2 separate regions of the Homo sapiens genome follow, and region 1 is linked to region 2. A link is a loop called in an ENCODE intact Hi-C map of the cell type or tissue named here. Cell type or tissue: ascending aorta. All regions are shown on one strand. Links, peaks and the distances in the headings refer to the core of each region. The heading gives the core; the rest is flanking DNA. Region 1 overlaps TNRC6A (trinucleotide repeat containing adaptor 6A). Region 2 has its middle 29 kb from the start of TNRC6A.

Region 1 (2,913 bases), core at 111-2,610, 76 kb after region 2:
AATATTTGTAATTATTCACTGTAATTCTTCCTGAACTACAATTTGTATTACTTTAGAAAAATGGAAGTCACATGGAAAAAAAAAAAGAGGCTAAGATCATATATTATATTAAAAAAGTATAAATGACATAGACTAAATTTACCAGATGTTCAGAGAAGAAAGAAAATGGGGAGATCAGTTTGTTAGGTGAAGGGAGGCTAGAGCTGAGAGTGTGGAAGAGGAAGTTGGTGGCTATTGTAAACTCAGGTGACCAAGGCTTTAATGACATTGTCATATATATTGTAGGCATTTGATAAAGATTTCTTTTGGACACAGTAATAACTTCACTTCTGTTTACTGAGTGGTTACAACACACTGGGCACTTGACCAAGACTGTTGCTACTTTATGGAGGAGAAAGACACAGAGGTAACTCAGATGGTGAATAGTGGGCTGTTTTAATTCCAGGGTGGGAGCTCTTAACCCTTGAATGGAGATTTTTCTCTGAGTGCCCTCACCAGTAACATGGGGGTGTTTCACTTCACTTATCTGACAGTGGTATCTGTGAGGATACATTACAGCATTTCATAGAAACATTCAACTGCTACCAAAGTATAAGGTGGTATTGTGTCAGTCATTAACGAATAGCCACTGTTTATATAGCCTTATGTTCTGTGTTTTATAAACATGAAGACATTTAACCTTAGGATAGCTCTGCAAGGTGTAGGTACTATCTCCATTTTACCGAGAAAACAGCAGGCTCAGTTAGGTTTATACAACTTGCCCAAAGACAGAAAGCTTGTAAAGGCAGGGCTGGGGTTGAAACCTGGCACCAAAAGCTCATACACCATGCATCTCTGTACTTCTCCAACTGGGTTTACTTACACTAGCTTAAGGCATTTCCATCCGTTTTATTTCTTTCTTTCCACTCTTTTATGAGTCAAAAATTTCCCTATTTGCAGTTTCCGATTTATTTTTCAGATTTAAGATAGAGCATCCAGATTATTTATCTCATTTTGATTCATCTCATAGATAACGTTATCTTTGTCTTTAGTTCCATGTTCTGAGTTTGTCTTATATGATTCAGATATTACATTTTTAGCAAATACAGACATTGTTAACTTAGCCTTTTTGTAAGAAAACCAGCAGGTTGTTTTCTAACCTTGTGTTGTTCTTGTGTTGTCTTCCAAAGATGAAAAATAGAGACCAAACACATTAACAATGAGGCAGAATAAGAACAGTTGCCAAGGAATAGAGGATTCCCTTAGGACTACTGAAAATTGGTTGGCCACATTTGTTCTTTGAGTCATTGCGAGTTCCCTGGTTTTGTAATGATCCGATGATGATGTCTTTGACCAGAGAGTAATGTGGTAAAAGAGATAGTGAACATGAGTTGTTGTCTTGGCCGAAGGTCCCTGGGCCCTTATTGGGTAGGTAGGTAGCAGAAGTGAAATATGACTCTTGGCAGTGACATCTCCTAACAAAATTTGAGCCTGTAAATGAGGATATCCCTGCTCACAGAAAGCTTCTGTTTTTTTAGGATTATTTTTCTTAGTGCCTTTGAATTTAGATGGCTTACTTTGGAGGTACACTTTACTGGCTAATCTTTTCCACCCCTTTTCTTTTGTTGGGATTAGTGCCAGAACAGATAAAGCCCAGTGTAAGCCAGCCTCAGCCTGCCAACTCTAATAACGGCACTTCCACAGCAACCAGCACTAATAATAATGCCAAGCGAGCTACAGCCAACAATCAGCAGCCACAGCAGCAGCAGCAACAGCAGCAGCCGCAGCAGCAGCAGCCACAGCAGCAGCCACAGCCGCAGCCGCAGCAGCAGCAGCCACAGCAGCAGCCACAGGCCTTGCCTCGGTATCCTCGTGAAGTACCTCCACGATTTCGCCACCAGGAACACAAACAGCTTCTAAAGAGGGGTCAGCATTTTCCTGTTATAGCAGCAAACCTTGGATCTGCTGTTAAGGTGTTAAACAGCCAGTCAGAAAGCAGTGCTTTAACAAATCAACAGCCACAAAATAACGGAGAGGTGCAGAACAGCAAAAACCAGTCAGGTGAGAGAAGGCATTTCTTACGAGACTCACACCTTATCATCATTAGCTGTATAGCAAGTTGATAAATTCGTAGCTTTTTGGTGATGTATTTGTATTCATCAGTATGTGGGCTTTAATGTAAGAGTTCTTTATAGGGAGTTATGAATGGGGAATCTTAGAATATTTCCTGTAAGTTACCTACTTTAAAATGATTATTTTAATTACTGATTCTCCCTTCAGGTTCTGCCCATTTTAATAAGGAGCTTATAGCTAAAGTTGACTATAAGACTGTAGCTAAAATTGAGCACCCTTCCCCCCAGGCCATGTGCTGAGCAGTTATACATATTATTGCATTTAATCTTCAACAACGTTGTGAGACTGAGTTCTTACCTCCACTTTCAGTAGAGGCAGCTGACATACCAAGATGTTAAATAACTTGCCCAGGCTCATTCAGTTACCACATGCCATAAAAAGACTGGCACTCATAGAAATTATATTCAAACAGAGGAAATGCATTCAGTTATTTGTCTCAGAGTGGCTTCTCTGAGCTTGGTAGTGATGGTGAGGCAGAAAATAAATCTGGTATGTGATTACAGGTTTTCTCAAAACCCAGTTTGTTTCAACATGTTCTGGAAAGTTTTGATGGTCTGTTAGTCTGTCCATCCATTCATTTATCCAACTATTTGAAAGCTTTACCACAAGCCAGGTAGAGAATTAGGTGCTAGGGTTGAGGGGGAATGAAGGTGCCCATACAAGAACACACTTCTAGAGGCAGTATAGCATACTGATAAAGAAGGAAGTCTCTAGAATCAGATAGACTAGGGCCTTACATCCCGGTGCCCCCATATCCCAGTGTGTGTGACCTTGGGCAGGTTACTTAATTGCTCTATGTGC
Region 2 (2,913 bases), core at 236-2,735:
CAGATACTTGGGAGGCTGAGGTGGGAGAATCGCCTAAGGTTAGGATTCCAAGGCTGCAGTGAGCTATGATTGCGCCACTGCACTCCGGCCCAGGCAACAGAATGGAACCCTGTCTCTACCAAAAAAAAAAAAAAAAGCTTCTGAGAAAATAACAAATACAAAAGCCCAGAGATGGACAAGAGAGCACTGAGCTGAAGGGCCACAGATACCATTTCTTTAACAGTCAACCCTGAGGACTTGAGGGGTAAGAATTATTAATTTCCATTTTACAGATATGGACACCGAAGTTCTAAGAAGCTCAGCAATGTGCCAAGTGCTAGTGTTACACAGGAAATAAGTAGCAGAGACAGGCTTTAAATCTAGCTCTGATGCCAAAGGCTATGTTCCTTCCACCATGCTTGATTCTGCCCCTTCCAGAATCAGGGACCCTTTAGGTTCTGGGTGCCCAAAGTTTTTGACCCACAGTAACTCTAGTATCTGGTAATAGCTGGGATCAAAAGGTGCCCCAGAGGCTGGTCAAGGTGGCTCACACCTGTAATTTTAGCACTTTGGGAAACTGAGACGGGAGGATCACTCAAAGGCCAGGAGGAGTTCAAGACCAGCCTGGGCAACATAGTGAGACCCTGTGTCTGAATTTTTCTTTTTTTTTTTGAGACAGAGTCTCACTCTGTTGCCCAGGCTGGAGTGCAGTGGTGCGATCTTGGCTCACTGCAATCTCTGCTTCCCAAGTTTAAGCAATTCTCCTGCCTCAGCTTCCCAAGTAGCTGGGACTACAGACGCATGCCACCATGCCCGGCTAATTTTTGTATTTTTAGTAGAGACAGGTTTCACCATGTTGGCCAGGCTGGTCTTACGAACTCCTAACCTCAGATGAGCCTCCCCCCTTGACCTCTCAAAGTTTTGGGATTATAGGCATGAGCCACCGTGCCCAGCCTATGTCTGAATATTAAATAAATAAGTAAGTGGTGCTCCAGGGGGTTCCCTCACACTCTTCTCTTTCTCTTGCTGCACCCCTGAACCCTAATGACCTATGGATCTTCGTGGTAGAGGTGCCATATTGGCTGTGCTCAGTAACTAGGCTCAAAGTGCTGACCGCTGTGCCTGTCTGGCTGTCTTAGCCAGTGAGATGCTGTCCTTAGGCAATAGCCTACCTATATGTTTCAGCCGATCCCTGACCCCACACCTCTAGACATTCTCCACTAGCCAGCATGTTGAACATCTTTTCTCTTGCTTCTTTATAGCAAACCACTTGTTCCCTGCCACCCCATGTTCCGCCATGGCTACCACGTGGGCTGACGCCTTCACAGACATGTTTCTCTCGCTCTTTGGAATTGTCTGTCACTGACCCAATGCAATAAGGCTGCCCAATGTGCTCTGGTCATCCCAGGCTGAATTAATCAAAGTATAAGGCCCAGAACCAGGGAGGTGGACTTGGGTCAGCCCTAGCCCGGGAAGAACATTCAGTTCTGGGAGGAAGGGTGCCAAAAGGCAGTTAAGTTCAGAGGCAATTATCCAGAGAGCACGAGGCTCAAAGCCAAAATGTATGAGTAACATTGAAAGAATTGAGGTTGTGTGGACTGAAGCAGAGATGACTCAGGCGGAGACTATTCCCAAATGAGGCTGCAGGGGACTGCAGGGGGAGCTTCAGGAGCTGGGGCTCACTGCCACTAAGAATTCACTCCTCTGCTGGCATCTGGCTCTTCAATGCTCCCAAGCCTCTCTGAGTCTGAGTTCCCTCTCCCACCCACCTTACTAACTTTTTTTTCTTTTTTTTTTTTTTTGAGACGGAGTCTCGCTCTGTCGCCCAGGCTGGAGTGCAATGGCCATGATCTCAGCTCACTGCAACCTCCATCTTCTGGGTTCAAGCAATTCTCCTGCCTCAGCCTCCCGAGTAGCTGGGACTACAGGCGCATGCCACCATGCCTGGCTAATTTTTGTATTTTTAATAGAGATGGGGTTTCACCATGTTGGTCAGGCTAGTCTGAACTCCTGACCTCAGGCGATCTGCCCGTCTCAGCCTCCCAAAGTGCTCGGATTACAGGCGTGAGCCACAGTGCCCAGCCACTTACTAACTTGTCTAACCTCCTGGCTTCCGAAACCCATGGCCCTGCTATCCCTTCTGTCATTTTCACAAATGATTCTGCCTCTTTCCTCAGGAAATTGAGGCCAATAAGAAAAACATTCTCTGCACCATCAACTAATTGGTATCTGAACCCATCCTTTCCTCCTTCCTTCTGGTCTTATGGAAGAGAGACTGGACTCCTTCCAAGGTTAATTCTTCCACATGGACTTTGGAGTCCATCCATCAACTTTGTTCCTATTTCTTCCACATCTCACACTCCTATAAAGAAGCCTAAGTCTTTCCTGTACTGAAAAAAAACAAAAACAAAAAAAACACGCCTCTCAATAACCCCACTGATTGCCTCCTCTTCTATATGCAGGGACCATGTGTCTTCTCTTTCACATTTCACATGTAAACTCTATTTTCTTTTCTTTTCTTTTTTCTTTTTTTTTTTTTTTTTTGAGGCAGTGTCCACATTTCGCGTGTAAACTCTTTTTTCTTTTCTTTTTTCTTTTTTCTTTTTTTTTTTTTGAGGCAGGGTTTCGCTCTGTCACCCAGGCTGGAGTGCAATGGCACAATCTTTCCTCACTGCAGCCTCTGCCTCTGGAGCTCAAGTGATCTTCCCAGCTCAGCCTCCCGAGTAGCTGGGACTTCAGGCACATGCCACCATGCCCAGCTAATTTTTGTATTTTTTGTAGAGATGAGATCTTGCCATGTTGCCTAAGCTTGTCTTGAACTCCTGGGCTAAAACAAGCCACCCACCTCAGCCTCCCAAAGTGCTAGGATTATAGGCATGAGCCACCATGCCTGGCTCTATCAAATCTTCAAACCTTATCATAGTATACCACTGC

The links. Hi-C counts contacts between places; a loop is a spot of excess contacts. Peaks named below come from ENCODE experiments on the same cell type or tissue, not always from the same donor. Only the 100,000 strongest peaks of a DNase experiment are listed, where the experiment ranks them.
Region 1: a loop joins it to region 2, with 2.3 times the contacts of the local background. A loop is called at or near these places in 4 of 110 quality-filtered maps.

The regions. Positions count from the first base shown.
Region 1 is chr16:24,775,319-24,778,231 of GRCh38, forward strand. TNRC6A (trinucleotide repeat containing adaptor 6A) reads left to right here. Exons shown (of 25, transcript NM_014494.4): 5 at 1,615-2,040. Among named protein-coding and RNA genes, the nearest start is that of TNRC6A, 47 kb to the left of the region's middle. In ascending aorta, for the core only: no CTCF peak of the experiment used is centred there; DNase peaks (open chromatin) are centred at 1,363 and 1,741; H3K4me3 peaks cover 562 bases; H3K27ac peaks cover 2,480 bases.
Region 2 is chr16:24,699,603-24,702,515 of GRCh38, forward strand. It overlaps a transcript of TNRC6A not described here. Among named protein-coding and RNA genes, the nearest start is that of TNRC6A, 29 kb to the right of the region's middle. In ascending aorta, for the core only: a CTCF peak has its summit at 1,658; DNase peaks (open chromatin) are centred at 1,569 and 2,005; H3K27ac peaks cover 2,333 bases.